Regions from separate parts of the Homo sapiens genome. Here region 2 is linked to region 1. Evidence: read pairs that join two places in POLR2A ChIA-PET (ENCODE). Cell type or tissue: OCI-LY7. All regions are shown on one strand.

Region 1 (8,000 bases):
ATCTTTCTATTCCTTTCCACAAAGAAGTTGGGCCTGCCCAGACTGATCAGCAGTACTGTAATTTGTGCATCCCAGTTCACCCCTAACTTCTTCTCTCATACATGGAAGAAAATGCATATCAGTTAGAATGCTTCGGGCTGCAAGTAACTGAAAAGTCAACCAGCAGTGGCTTAAACCCAACACAGATGTTGTTAGTTACTTAATGAGTAGGCGATTCCAGAGTAGATGCAATGGCTCAGTGCTGCCATCAAAACCTAGGCTTTCCCCATCTTTTTTTTTTTTTTTTTTTTTTGAGATGGAGTTTTGCTCTTGTTGCCCAGGCTGGAGTACAATGGTGCAATCTTGGCTCACTGCAACCTCCGCCTCCCAGGTTCAAGCGATTATCCTGCCTCAGCCTCCCGAGTAGCTGGGATTACAGGCATGCGCCACCATGCCCGGCTAATTTTTTATTTTTTTTAGTAGAGACGGGTTTCTTCATGTTGTTCAGGCTGGTCTCAAACTCCCAACCTTAGGTGATCTGCCTGCCTCAGCCTCCCAAAGTGCTGGGATTACAGGGGTGAGCCACCGAGCGGTGGCCGGTTTTCCCCCTTTCTGCCCTGTCATCATCAGTGTCTTCTGCTACAGCAACAAACATTCTCTCAAAACTGTGTCCAGCAGAAAGGGCCAAAAAGGGGTTGGGGGAGGGCATTTGTTTGCAAGATTGAATTTTTAAAATTAAGTGACTGTCTGTAGTGACCTCTAAGAGAGTACTCATGACATAATTTTGTAATTATTTTTTACCTGTGAACATGCCTCACCTCCACCCTCCACAGCCAGCTTCTTCATGAACAGAAACTGTATTTTAGGACTCTGCTTCCCCAGTCCCTGGCACAGTCTAGGCACCCACAGTGTTGACAGAAGAGGGGGCTCTGAAGGGGGCCAAGAGTGAAAGGTGGGGAGGGACCACAGGTGAGGGAGGGGAGGGGTCCTTTGCTAGAACCAGGGAACTCAAAGGGAAAGTGGGCATCAGGGTGCTCATAGCATAGGAAAGGGGAAGTGGTAAGTCTGAGAAAAGGTGGGAGAGGGTTGCGGCAAACCTTGGCACAGTCTGGAGAGAACCGCAGAGAGGAAAGGAAGGGTGTAGAGCCTGAGGTTTATGCCAACACAGCTTCTTCCTTTAGGCTTCATAATATTTCTTCCATCTCACTGGGCATTGTTTCCTCCCAGCAAGGTGAGTGTGTGGCTGTCACAATATCCAGAAGTGTCCAAGTGCAAGTGAGCCCTGGGGTGGGTGTTACTGATGGCTCCTGGAATAGTTGGAGGAACGAAAGACTTTTAAATCCACTTCCTTTTTCCCACCCATATGGTCTAATGGAATTGAATGCTTAACACCAGGCACTTTTTTAAAAAGTAGGGAGGAGGCTGGGTGCAGTGGCTCATGCCTGTAATCCCAGCACTTTGGGAGGCCAAGGCAGGCAGATCACCTGAGGTCGGGAGTTCAAGACCAGCCTGACCAACATGGAGAAACCCCATTTCTACTAAAAATACAAAAAAATTAGCCAAGCCTGGTGGCAGGTGCCTGTAATCCCAGCTACTCAGGAGGCTGAGGCAGGAGAATCACTTGAACCCGGGAGACGGAGTTTGTGGTGAGCTGAGATCATGCCATTGCACTCCAGCCTGGGCAACAAGAGCAAAAAACTCTGTCTCAAAAATAAATAAATAAATAAATAAATAAAATTAAAAATAAAAAGGGGAGAGGAGAAGCTAAAATATTGGGGGTGATTAAGAAAGAATGAAGTGTGCCAGGCACAGTGATTCAAGCCTACAGTCCTAGCACTCTGGGAAGCTGAGGCAGGCAGATCACTTAAACTCAAGAGTTCAAGACCAGCCTGGACAACATGATGAAACCCCATCTCTATGAAAAATACAGGTGTGTGCTTGTAGTCCCAGCTACTTGGGAGGCTGAGGTGGGGGGAGTGCTTGAGCCTGGAAAGTTGAAGCTGCAGTGAGCCAAGATTGTGCCACTGCACTCCAGGTTGGATGACAGAAAAAGACGCTGTTTAAAAAAAAAAAAAAAAAAAAGGAAGCAGATCCAAGCCCCTGCCCACCCCTAGTCTTCCTTCCTATGGTCCCAGTCTCAGCATCCGGCATTCTCCCTGGTCTTGGGTCATGACCTGTCTGAGCAGGGTCCTGCTGAGACTTCCACTGGGTGTGGGGTGGGGAGGAAGCCCACAGGATTGGGCTGCCCCCAGAGCCCCTTCAGATCAGCACAGACATGCCCACGGCTATGCTTCTACCCTGTGTCTGGAAGTGGGCTCTCTTGTGGTCCTATTCTAGCTCTTGTCAATCAGAGCAGACCCAGTTTCCCTCAGTTCCTTCCTCCCCAAGGCTGGTCCCTGGGAGGCAGGGCTCCCTTCTCATTGTCTTAATTCTTCTCAGTCCCCTTTGGATAGGAAGGACATCATTCCAACTGGTTCACCTGCTTTATCTTTCCGGGAGAAACAAAGTTTAGCTCATACTAGGAATGAAAATTTTTTGTTTGTTTGCTTTGTTTTGGTTTGGTTTTAGAGACAGGGTCTCACTCTGTTGCCCAGGCTGGAATGCAGTGCTGTGATCACAGCTCACTACAGCCTCAAACTCTGGGCTCAAGTGATCCTCCTGCCTCAGCTTCCTGAGCAGCTAGGACTACAGGCACACACCACCATGCCTGCCTAATTTTTAAAAATTTTTGTAGGCCAGGTACAGTGGCTCATGCCTATAATCCCAACACTTTGGGAGGCCAAGGCGGGAGAATCACTTGAGGTCAGGAGTTCAAGACCAGTCTGGGCAACATGATGAAACTCCATCTCTACAAAAAATTAGCCCGGTGTGGTGGCACACGCCTATAGTCCCAGCTACTCCAGAGGCTGAGGTGTGAGGATTGCTTGAGCCCAGAAGGTGGAGGTTGCAGTGAGCTGAGATACCAGCACTGCATTCCAGCCTGGGCAACAGAGTCTCTAAAACCAAACCAAAAAACAAAGCAAACAAACAAAAAGTTTTCATTCTTAGTATGAGCTAAACTGTTTCTCCCGGCAAGACAAAGCAGGTGAACCAGTTGGGATGAGGTCCTTCCTTTCGAAAAGGGACTGGGAAGAATTAAGGCAATGAGAGGGGAGCCCTGCCTCCCAGGGACCAGCCTCAGGGAGCAACAACACAGGGGAACTGGACCTGCTCTGATGGACAGGAGCTGGAATAGGACCACAGGAGAACCCACTTCCAGACACAGGGTAGAACCACAGCGGTGGGCGTGTCTCTGCTGATCTGATAGTATCCTGAGAGCCAGCCTGATCCTGTGGGCTCCCTCCCTGCCCCACACCCCACATCTTGTCTCAAAAAAAAAATTTTTTTTTTTGGTGGAGACAGGGTCTTGCTATATTGCCGATTGGTCTGGAACTCCTGGGCTCAAGTGATCCTCCTGCCTCAGCCTCCCAAAGTGCTGGGATTACAGGCATGAGCCACCATGCCTGGCCAATGAAAAAATTTAATAACCGGCTTATCCTGCCTGAAACAAAACATCTCTGAGTGGTTTACTAAACACATCAAAACCCAAAACACACCCAGTATCTAACATTTAAAATATTCAGTATGACTCTCAGATTACCTTTTCCTGCGGAGAGACAAGCAGAACAACAGTCTCGAAAAGATTCCCCACACAAAGGAGACTATTGTGTGGTCCGACAGGATCTCTGGGCTGAGTTGGGTAGTTGCTGAGGAGGGTAGAGGGTTTGAGCTTCACCCTTGGGGTTTTCAATGGTGATCTCAGCAAGGGAGTTAAGAATCAAAGCCCTGGGACCATGGCTGTGAAACCTTTGAAAGTAGGAGAACAGCTGTCATGTGCCCTGTGGGAGTTTCACTATCTGCTGCCTCTTCGCTGTTGGCACAGTCAGTGTGTGCCCCTTAAAACACAAGTGGCCGGTGCGATTGCCTTCAGCAGCAGCAGACTGTGAAATGGTAGGCTGCCGGGTTCGGGGGACAGTGTGGATAATGTCTATTTTTTTGGTTTTGTTTTGTTTTTTTTGAGACAGAGTTTCACTCTTGTTGCCCAGGCTGGAGTGTAATGGCGTGATCTTGGCTCACCGCAACCTCCGCCTCCTGGATTCAAGCGATTCTCCTGCCTTAGCCTTCCAAGTAGCTGGGACTACAGGCATGTGCCACCATGCCCGGCTAATTTTGTATTTTCAGTGCAGACGGGGTTTCTCCATGTTGGGCAGGCTGGTTTCGAACTCCTGACCTCAGGTGATCCACTCAGCTCGGCCTTGCAAAGTGCTGGGATTACAGGCGTGAGCCACGGTGCCTGGCCTAATGTCCAGTTTTAAGAGACAACGTCTGCAGATTCCTAGGGCTTATAGCTCAGGGGCAGAGGAGTCAGAAGTCACCTAGTCCTCCCCAGGCCTCCGCAGGCTCCAGGACTCTTCCCTCTGCCCACTGGGAAAAACTAGATGAGCCAAAGCAATGGGAAAGCTGGAGTGTTGGAGGTAGCTAGAGTGTATTGTGTCGCGCGGGGGAGGGAGGGATTGGAGGTAGCCAGAGTGTATTGTGTCACGCGGGGGAGGGAGGGATGCTTCAGGCGGCTGATGACTATGGGGATGTGGGTGGCGTACTCCAGTAGAAAAGCTACACTGTAATATTTGTGACAGTCCCGTTAACTGTAAAGCACTATCCAAATGCCATTATAAAATCATCCTGTTGTCGACAATTTTAAGAGAAAAACTTCTGCCCAGTTGCCACTAGAGGGTGACCGAGTCCCGCATAGTTGAGAAGGTCTCGGGCAGGGAAGGGCCCTTGGTCTACAAACGGAGAGGGTATGAGAGGGCAGCTCTGGCTGGCTGTGGCCGTGGAAATGCGGCCTTCGGCGGGCCCTGGGTTCCAACGCGAAGTTGAAGCAGGCCACCTTTGTCAGGGGCTTCCGTCGTTGTTCTCTGGAATCCCAACACCCTGCCGCGAACACACTCAGGTGGAACCCCAGGTCGGCGGCCCAGGGCTCTACCCACCGGCTTCCCACGAGAGCTCCGTCTTAAGACTTACCGTCGCCATTCATTTTCAGTTCTTATTCCCAGGGCTCTACTAAATACCACCTACTCTGAGAAACTCATTTACGCTAAGGAGCTAATAATGGCAGACAACGATTTAGTTTTTAGCCCTTTCGGGGACACTCATACTTAGGAGATTTGGTTTCTTTTAAGGGTGTGTAAGCTTAGTCTCCTCAGGCCCCCCTGCACTGGGGGTGATAGTAACTGTAAGGCACCGTGCTTTTCTAGCATGTTCTGGCACTGTCATGAGACCATCCCCAAAAGCCTCTCGCACACATTTCCGAGACACCCAGGATGTTTTACAGGAGCTCGACAATGCCCTTTTTTTTTTTTTTGAGACAAAGTCTCACTCTGCTGCCCAGGCTGGAGTACAGTGGCACGATTCTGGCTCACTGCAACCTCTGCCTCCCGGGTTCAAGCGATTCTCCTGCCTCAGCCTCCTGAGTAGCTGGGATTAGGCACCCGCCACCACACCCAGCTAATTTTTGTATTTTAGTAGATACGGGGTTTTGCCATGTTAGACAGGCTGGTGTCAAACACCTGACCTCAAGCGACCCACCCGCCTCAGCCTCCCAAAGTGCTGGAATTACAGGCATGAGCCACCGTGCCCAGCTGACAATGCCTTTTTAGCCTCCACCTATGCCCAGACCCCCATGGTCAGCTGGGCACACCTCTGACTGCTTCCAGTGCAGCAGCAGAGGACCCACCCACACCCACATGCAAGGACGCCCTCGGTGCACTAGCCCAAAGCTCTATCCTGCTCCCCAAGATTGGAATAATATTCACAGCTAACACTTAGAGCACTTATGTGCCTAGCACTTTTCCAAGTGCTTGTACATATTTAATCTTCACTACACAGTAGGGGAGAACTCTTACCATTGCATTACCTTGTTTCACAAAGGAGGAATTTGAGGCCCAGAAAAGTTAAGTACTTTGTCCAAGTCACACAGCTGGTACGTGGAAGAGCCAAGATTCCAACTCAGGCCATCTGACTCATCGGCCAGGTTTCTCACCAGCACACACACTGCCTCTGCAGAGAGCGGGTGAAACTGCATTGTCAGTCTGTCCTCACCAGCTATTCCCTCACCAGAACTCAAGGCCAGACCCTCACCCTACTCAACGCTGCCCCTTCCTTCCAACCTCAGGCTTGAGGGCCTGGCCTCCTTCCTTTAGTATTAGTTATCATCTGCCGGCTGCTCCTGAAGCTCTCCCCACTGCTGCCCTGGGCTGTAGGGGGCCTGCTGGAGAGAGAAGCAGGCGTTGGTTTGGAGGAGCCAGGTGAACTTTGTGCAGCCTCTCTTATCACGCTCTGTAAGCAGTCAGCCACCTCATCTGATTAGCTGGTGTTGGTCTCCTTTAAAGATGGAATTTTCCCATTAGAGTCAAATGAGAGCAGGATCACAGAGTTAGAAGGAATGTGAAGGCTCAAGACCCGTATTCTCTTGTTTTATACAAAATAAGAGCCCACAGAGATTAAATAACTTGCTCAAGTTCACAAAGCTCAGCTGGGCTGAAGCCATGACTAAAATGGGATCATTGTGTTAATAACAATAACAATGATGAGGCCCAGTGTGGTGGCTCATGCCTGTAATCCCAGCACTTTGGGAGGCTGAGGCAAGTGGACAATTTTTTTTTTTTTTTTTTGAGACAGAGTCTCACACTGTCGCCCAGGCTGGCGTGCAGTGGCGTGATCTTGGCTCACTGCAACATCCGGCTCCCGGGTTCAAGCGATTCTCCTGTCTCAGCCTCCTGAGTAGCTAGGATTACAGGCACCCACCACCACGCCCAGCCAATTTTTGTATTTTTAGTAGAGATGGGGTTTCACCATGTTGGTCAGGCTGGTCTCAAACTCCTGACCTCATGATTCGCCCACCTCGGCCTCCTAAAGTGGCTCATGGCCACAGGTGGATCTTTTGAGGTCAGGAGTTTGAGACCAGCCTGGCCAACATAGTGAAACCCCATCTCTACTAAAAATACAAAAATTGGCAAGGTGTGATAGCAGGCACCTGTAATCCCAGCTACTCAGGAGGCTGAGGCAGGAGAATTGCTTGAACCTGAGAGGCAAAGTTTGCAGTGAGTTGAGATTGCGCCATTGCACTCCAGCCTGGGTGACAGAGCAAGACTGTGTTTCAAAACAAACAAATAAACAGCAACAACAACAAAAATGATGAAAACTAACATTCCTTAAGGTTTTACCGCATGCCAGATACAGTACCAGCACCAAGCTGGTACTTAGATACATTATCTCAGTTAATTCTTTCAACAGCGCTACAAGTAACAGCTTTAAGAGCTCTGTTACCTTCCTCATTTTACAAATGAAGAAACAGATTCCAAGAGATTCCAAGAGATTAAGTAACTTCCTCAAGATCACGTGGCTCATAAACTGTGGAGCAGATGGTACCCAGGTTTGTCTTTGACTCCAAAGTCGCTGCTCTTAATGATTAAGGCACACAAGGGAATCACAAGCACTCTGATAAAACTCCTGCGAGAGGAGCCCGAACCTGGCTATGCCTTGGTTGGAGCTGAGGCACGGGTACGATGGGACATGGAGACAGGCCACAATCACACATTCCAGTCCCCTCCACAAAACCACAGAGCTTGGATGACATGGACCCAGATTTCCCTGGGACAGAGCTTGAACCCTGTATACTCAGGTTCATCTATACAGAGTCAGGCTGGGAAGGGTAGATTATAGGGAATAACATACGGGCCTAGGGAGGAAAAATACCCACTGTAAGTTAGGAAGGATCCAGGCCTAGGGGACAAGGTGGCTCTTGTTCCTGTGCAAGCCTGTGCCGGACCCACGCCTGGTCCCCTGGAATGCCTGGGTGCTCTCAAGGGGAGGGCTGTATGGTAAAGCAGAAAGAGCCTTCCCACGTGGGCTCACGTGACTTTGCTATAAGCCCTCCATCCTAAGGAAAGAAGAAGCAGGAGTGCTTTCTCAACTGGCAG
Region 2 (8,000 bases), 1.4 Mb after region 1:
TTGGCCCGGTGTGGTGGTTTATGCCTATAATCCCAGCACTTTGGGAGGCCGAGGCTGGTGGGCCCAGCTTGGCTAACATGGTGAAACCCCGTCTCTACTAAAAATACAAAAATTAGCTGGGCGTGGTGGCAGGGGCCTGTAATCCCAGCTATTCCGGAGGCTGAGGCAGGAGAATCGCTGGAACCCAGGAGGCAGAGGTTGCAGTGAGCCAAGATCACCCCAATGCACTCCAGGCTGGGCGACAGAGCAAGACTCCATCTCAAAAAAATAAAAATAAAAATAAAATAAAAAATAAAAACAATGGGAGAAGGTGCAACAACAATGGCCACCTGCATCATTGTCTACATCTCTGTTATCAGAAGCAGTAATCAGAGCACAAATCCCTGATATTTGGAGGACAGGGTCTTTTGGCCCACCCTAGCTCCTGTAAGCTGTGTGCAAGCTACTCCAGGAACATATGCACAGCTGTCTGCCATAGGGTTGGAGGTGGGGGATGGGTAGCTGCTACTGCTCTAAGAGCTGATATTGACCAAAATTAAACACAAATTACTGTTCAAGCCTCCCCCTGGAATTTGCAAGCCTTCAATAGACTCCAGAGTTCCAAAATAGTTGTATCAGACAGATTCTGCCAGTGCAATTGTTTTCTAAGAGGGGAAACATTCCTAGTGCTTCCTACTCTGCCATGTTCCTAGAATCCTCCCCTAAAAGTAGTTACTTCAGATCTGTAATCCATTTAGAGTTAGTTTTTATATAAGATGTAAAATTTAGATTGAGGTTCTTTTTTTGCCTGTGGATTTTCACTTGCAACACTGTTTGTTTGTTGAAAAGACTGTCATTTTACCATTGAGTTGCCTTTACACCTTTCCAAAAATGTAATGGCCGTATTTGTAAGGTCTCTTTATTTTGTTACACTGATCTGTGTCCACCCGTTCACCAATACTACATGATCAATTATTGTAGGTATTTACTAAGTCTTAAGATGGTGTAATTCCTCCAACTTTTTTCTTATTTTTTGAAATTGTTTTAGCTATTCTAGTTCCTTTGCCTTTTCATATAAACTTCAGAATCAGCTTGTCTGTATCTAGAAAAAAAAACCCTACTGAGATTTTTATTGGCAATGCATTAAATCTATAGATCACTACAGGGAGAATTACTATGTTGAGTCTTCTAATTCATGCACATGGTATGTCTATTTAGGACTTATTTGATTTCTTTAATCAGTGTTTTATAGTTTTAATCTTTTTTTGAAATGGGGTCTTGCTATGCTGTCCAGGCTAGCCTCAAACTCCTGGGCTTAAGTGATCCTTCTGCCTCAGCCTCCCAAGTAGCTGGGACCACAGGCATGTGCTACCATGCCCAGCTGTTTTATAGTTTTTAGCACAGGGATTCTATATATATTTCATTAGATTTATACCTAATATTTCCTAGTTTTTAGAACTATTGTAATTTTTTTTTTTTTGAGATGGAGTTTTGCTCTTGTTGCCCAGGCTGGAGTGCAGTGGTGTGATCGCAGCTCACCGCAACCTCCACCCCACTGGGTTCAAGCAATTCTCCTGCCTCAGCCTCCCAAGTAGCTGGGATTACACACATGCACCACCATGCCTGGCTAATTTTGTATTTTTAGTAGAGACGAGGTTTCTCCATGTTGGTCAGGCTGGTCTTGAACTCCCAACCTCTGTTGACCCGCCCGCCTCAGCCTCCCAAAGTGTGGGATTATAGGCGTGAGCCACCACACCCAGCCTTTTGAAATCTTGGTCTCCACTTGTGTATTAGTTTATAGAAATTCAGTTGATTTTTGTGTATTGACCTTGTCTCCTGTGATCTCACAAAATCACTTTAGTTGTAAGAGGATTTTTTTGATAGATTACTTGGGGTGTTTTTGTTTACTTATTTTTGTTTTGTTTTTGTTTTGAGGTAGAGTCTCACCTTGTTACCCAGGCTGGAGTGCAGTGGTGCAATCATAGTTCACTGCAGCCTCAAATTCCTGAGCTCAAGCAGTCCTCCCATCTCAGCCTCCTAAGTAGCTGGAACTATAGGTACATGCCACCATTCCAGCTAGTTTAATTTTTTGTAGAGATAGGATCTCACTATGTTTCCCAGGCTGGTCTCTAACTTTTGTCCTCAAGCAATCCTCCTGCTTGGGCATCCCAAAGTGATGAGATTACAGACATGAGCCCCTGTACCAGGTGTGTTTTTGTTTTTAATGCAGACAAGCACATATTGTCTATACATAGGAATAATTTAATTTCTTCCTTTCCTAACGTATGCATTGTATTTCATTTTCTTGCCTTATTGCTTTATCCAGGATTTGCAATACAGTGTTGAATAGGCATGGTAAGAGTAGATGCCCTGACCTTGTTCCTGATTTTAGGGGGAAAGCATTCAGTCTTTCATTTTAAAATACAACATTCGTTGCCAGTTTTTTTGTAGTCATTTAACTTTTTAACATTCCCTTCCCACTAGGATGTATGCTCCATCAAAGCAGGCTCTCTCTGCTCTCAGCTCAACTCCCAGTGCCTGGCTTAGTGCCTAGCAGAGAGTAGGCCCTCAATAAGTATTCGTGGAAAAAAAATGAAGATTTAGTACTTCTCTACTTCGCTAACTTAGCCAGCCACAATCAGGGTTCTGTATGACAGACAACAGAGGGACTTGGCTGAATATGCACGACATTAGAAGAATAATCTTACAATAAATACCCCAACAGATCCAACTAGGCATTGGCCCCATAGAGTTGACAATCTTAAGCTGCAGAGCATTTGTAGATCAGCTTTTCTGCAAGCTATCCTGTGTCAAAGCATTTATCTATGAGGAATAGATGACCGCAGTATAATAATTATTTCAGATCAAGAGCATTCCATTCCCAAAAGGAATTTAAACAAAAAGCTTTCAGCTCTGAAAAACAGGGGTTTTCAGGATAGAGAATCCCATTGCTCTGAAATCTTAGGCCCTCAGATGGGTGGGGTTGTTTCGCTAAATTTATTTCAGCCACTTATAGAAACAGAAGGGGGAAGAAGGGGGTGGGTGCCTGCACACCAACCCTGGCTCTGTAGCATTAATATCTGCCGGGTTCAGGCTTTTATTTGGGTTTTGTTTTACGTTGCGGGGCTGGAGAGACAGGCAGGCAGCAGGAGTGTCTCACAAATGCACGACTTTCAAATTGCAGTTTCCTACCTTTCTCCATGTACGTTATCGAGAGAGAGAGAGAGAGAGAGAGAGAGAGAGAATCTGCTTGCTTTCTTTCCGGCACAAGTGTGAGTGGAGGGAAACTGGGGTATTTGTCCCTGGCCCCCATGAGAACCCCTACCCAATCCCACACACACATACCTCCAATGGCTCTACTACTTGAATTTTAGGGGTTGTTGGATATAAAATTCAGGCCTTTTAAACCGTGTTTACCTCCTCCCCAGCTTCCCCAAAGCACTGAACACACATTCTCCTTAGTCCCTGATACCTGAACAATCTCTTCTGCCACCCAAACCCCTATAACTAGAAAAAGGATTTGAAATGATGTTGCTTTTTTGGCCTGGCGTGGTGGCTCACGCCTGTAATCCCAGCACTTTGGGAGGCTGAGGCAGGTGACTCATGAGGTCAGGAGTTCAAGACCAGTCTGGTCAAAGTGGTGAAACCCTATCTCTATTAAAAATACAAAAAATTGGCCAGTCGTGGTGGCAGGCACCTGTAATCCCAGCTACTTGGGAGGCAGAGGTTGCAGTGAGCCGAGATAGCGCCACTGCACTCCAGCCTGGGCGACAGAGTAAGACTCCATCAAAAAAAAAAAAAAAAAAAAAAAGAAATGATGTTGCTTTTTTCAAACTTGTTTTTTGCTAAATTTGAAATACTTTACAAAGCACAGGTTAATGACCTCCCACAGATGTAAGGGGAAACTGAGGCACAGGAGCAGGAGGTGGCAGCAGGTGACCCGCACCTACTGCAAGTGGCTGAGATTGAAGTCCAGTATTGATGTCCAGTCCTTGGCTGGCTCTCAGAGGTTCCTGGCTGAACTCAGGACTAGAGAAAGCCTGGGCTCTGTATCTGGGGGCTTGCTGCTGCCTGGCTGCTGCTGTTTGCTGGCAGAAAGAGGAGACATGCATGAGGAAGCTAAGAAATCTGCTGTGCCCGAGACTTGAATAACTACATGAGAACATGGGGAAGTACCGTGCACAGTGCCCAGCCCATGGGAACCCAAGTGCCAGTTTTCTTCCTTGGCTGGGTCACCAAGGAAGGTGGGAGAAGGAGCGTCTGTCCTCTCCTCTCTCTACCCCTGAGGCGGGAAGACTGGCAGGGACTGGTGGGAGGGAGGGTGGCCTGGGGCAGATGCTGGGGAGAGGCCTGGTTTGCAGATAATCCAGGGGGGTCTTGCTCTAAACTGTGGGGTCATCTTCAGGGCAAATCAAGGGATTCACACTTACTAGTAAGCTGTAAAGTGTTCACAGGTAAACCAAGGTACTATTTTGTCCTAGCATCAGTGAGTTTGCTTTGGAATTATCCTCCACTACTCCCTAGCAAGGCCCTGGTATGGCCAACTCCACCCTGAGAGCTGTTCTTTTGAGAAACAGGAACCTCCCCAGCCAGAGCAGAGATCAGACAGCTCTTGGAGGGTTGCCATGTGGACAGCCGGCGGGGGAGTGAGAGAGGACGGGTCTTTGCCACAGCCCTGTGACTTCTTTAGTGCTGAGTTTCTCCCACCAACTGCACCCTCCACCCCGGGGTACTGTGGGCCCCCAAACCAGGGCCTGCTCTTGTCTGACCAAAGGCAACCAGATCTGCTGCAGCTGCTGGGTGAGGAAACAAGCTCTCCCAGAGACCAGGGAAGCAGCTGGAGAAAGATTCCTGCCAGCCCCGGGGGTGTAAATATTTATACAACGTGGTGCTGGTGCGTGGGAAGAGGGAAGGCAGAGCGAGGTGGCAGGAATGAGGAGGCACTGACACGGACAGATTTAAGGAGGCTGCACTTGGGGCCCAGCTAGGAGTGAGGCGGCCCAGGCAGGAAGGAGCAGGAGGCTGCTGGGATCCTAATCCCCACTTGAATTCCTATGTCAAAGAGGCTGGGTCTTTGCCCCCAGCTCTCCTGCCACAGTCAAGGGGAGCAACTTGGAAGAACATTCATCACCCATCCCCTAGTCATTCCTCCTGTTGATTATAGCCCTCTATATAAAGCAGGAGGCACTGCCTGGAATCAGAGATAAACCAAGTCCACAGGGCCTAGGAGTAAGGGCCTTTGGCCTCCTGAAGTTTATGCTTTTCGGGTCTTAAAGGATGCTGGACCCCGAGAGTTGGACTCCAGAGCTAAAGGCTTAGAAAATATAAACAAAATACAAAATGTAAGCAAAGAGTTGTCTCAAGCCTTTATATAACCAACAGCACTTCCCTCAAGTGACAGGGAACACTGTGCATTGATGAAGATGATGAAGGACAGATGGGACCCAGAAAGAGAGCAAGGTGTGCCTATGGAAACAGCCCTCAACCACACTTGCCAGAGAAGCAGGTGGCCACCATCAGCACAGAGCCTAGAAAAGATAAGGCAGTCCAGTGGGTGTCTACCTGGAGCTCTTGAGCCCCCTCACCCCAGGATGCCGCTCAGCTCCGGGTGTGCCCAGGCAGAGCACTGATCCACCGGCCCCTCAGCCGCACCCACTGAGGACTGACGCCCCAGGATGGGAAGCATGCCTGGACCGGTGGGGACAGCCAGATGGACTCCAGTCGATTTGCCTTGGACAGCTGGGGAGCAGGGCCCAGGATGCTCCCACCCCACCCCACCACTCCAGACAGGGAGGGGTGTGGTTGCAATTTCTAGGATTTCTCTGCCACTATGCCCATCAAGAAGTGCCACCTGCCTCATCAGTACCAGGGCTGACCCTCAGAGCCTCCCACAGGTGGGGTTTGCCCAGCGGCCAAGAGTCTTTAATACACCCCACAATTACCAGCCTCTTCTAGCATTCCCCCTGCACCCTCAAAATGACCACTGGCCAAGGGCTGTGATAGTGGGAAAAAAGGACTTTCCACTGGAAAACTGCCTCTGTCTCCCCAGCAGACACCTCTGGATGCCCAGGTCAACTTCAGCCACTGAGTCAGAATTGAAGGAAACCCAGACTCGGGTCCCAGGAGGCAGTCCCTATGCTGCAAAGTCTTCAAACACAGCACCGAGTTTTGTAAGGAATACATTCCCAGTGGGTGCAACTCCATGGAGCTCCAGCCTTTCCTGGTCTAACCTGGTTAATCCTCCAACCCACAGCCCGAAGGGTGGATTCCATTGCCTCCCCGAGCCATGAAGTCCCAGGCCCACACACTGTGGAGGAGACACCATCTGCCCCAACCCTCAGCCCAGGCCTGGCAGACAACATCAACCCTAACAGGGAGAGCAGCACTGTCCCCATCCCCCTCCCCAGAAGGACACCAGGGCTGGGAGGAGAATCTTCAGGCGCCCAAGACCTCTTCTGCCGCCGTGGCTCTGCCTGCCGGCTGTGGCCTCCTCCTTGCCAGCTCTGCTTAAACAGATGAACAAGAATAAAAGCTGTGTGACCCAAGGAAAGCTTTAGGGAAAAGAACTGAAGCTGAAAGGGAAAAAAAAAAAATCCCAAAAAACTCTTAAGAAATGGGAGAGGATCAGAATTCAAGAAACAGACAAAATAAATCATCCAGGAATCCAGATGTAAAACAAGGCAGGCCAAAAGAAAATAAAAATTATGCTAAGAAGGCAGAGTGAGGTGGGGAAAGGAGCTGAGAAGGATAAAGAGGGGGCCAGTTATAAATATTCTGAAAAGGGAGAAGAATGTCAAAGCAAACAACACCCAAAAAATTTTTTTTTAAAAGACCCAGGAGAGAAAAGGAGGCAGCAGTGAATTTAAAACAACTGCCCTGATCCCAACCAAATCCACTCAGTAATGTTCTGGGTGACTACAAGTGAGTCTTAGGGCTTTTGTATATGTGTGGATTTCAGACTCTTCCTAACACTGAACAAGGACAGTCCTAGAAAAGCAAGCTTTCCTTCTCGCCTTTGTGTTTCCTAACTTTTCCCACCTCACCCCCGCTGTTAGTCTGTTGCAGAGAAAGGGCTAGTCTTCCTGGGACAAGGCCAAAAACCAGTCCAACTCACCCCAGAGTAGGGTGGCTGCCATCATGATACCCTATGGCTGGCTCACTGGAGAATTTGAGCAGGAGCCCTGTGCCAGGAGAACATCAGGTATGAGTAGAGCGGTGTGATCAGCTTTTCATCTAGAGAGAGGTCCGGCCCAGCCACCTTTCTGTGGATAAGGGCTCATCTAACTCACAGACACACCATTTCTAGAAAAACAGAGGTTCATGGCAGATTGGCATACCCACCTCTATGCAAAGCCAGAGAAATCCCAGCAAATGCAACTTTTGTTAACAACTAAAATGATTTAAATTAATTTCCAGGTGTTCCCAAGGGAGCCTAAAGACAGCCACAACCATCGTTCTGGTTGGCAAACAGCTTCTTGAAATTCAATGCCTCAATGCCTTGTGTCCATAAACCCCATGAAAACTTATGGAAGATGCTAGTCCTTTGTCGGCTTGGCTTCTTTCAGCCTTCTAACTGTTCTCTGTCTTCTGTAATTCTGTCAGTGCCTCCCTTCTCCATGACTGCTTTGGTTTTTCCAATTTCCTTACTTAATCAAACCTCTGCCCACTCTTCGTTTCCCTAAGGGAGCAGGAGTTGGGAGAAAGCTGAAGCAAACCCAGGCAAAATCCAGAAGCAAAGAAAGTAACACATGGGTGTTGGGTTTAGTGGCCAGCTGTGCAATTCCCAGGCTGTCCTCAGTGGGTGAGGCAGGATCCCCATAGACAGGCGGCTCACCAAGCACCTTATACTGCTCCTCCCAAGTTCAGCCACACCCTGAGCTCTGATCAGCTGGGACAAGGAAAATGGTACTCATGTCAGCCCATCTCCCTCCAAAAATTCTTACATACTTGACCCTGATACTTCTATATATTCCAAAAGTAACATTTTTTTTTTCTATCAAAAACTGAGAGGTGACAAAAAG

What was found. Peaks named below come from ENCODE experiments on the same cell type or tissue, not always from the same donor. Only the 100,000 strongest peaks of a DNase experiment are listed, where the experiment ranks them.
Region 2: POLR2A ChIA-PET joins it to region 1 with 7 read pairs; 2 of 35 experiments call an interaction of 5 or more read pairs at or near these places.

The regions. Positions count from the first base shown.
Region 1 is chr14:67,422,557-67,430,556 of GRCh38, forward strand. It overlaps a transcript of GPHN not described here. Among named protein-coding and RNA genes, the nearest start is that of PLEK2, 14 kb to the left of the region's middle. In OCI-LY7, a CTCF peak has its summit at 4,742 (motif pointing right); a DNase peak (open chromatin) is centred at 4,765.
Region 2 is chr14:68,802,588-68,810,587 of GRCh38, forward strand. No RefSeq gene overlaps it. Among named protein-coding and RNA genes, the nearest start is that of ZFP36L1, 14 kb to the left of the region's middle. RefSeq lists an enhancer at 4,559-4,608. In OCI-LY7, no CTCF peak of the experiment used is centred here; DNase peaks (open chromatin) are centred at 4,094 and 4,564; H3K4me3 peaks cover 1,357 bases; H3K27ac peaks cover 2,324 bases.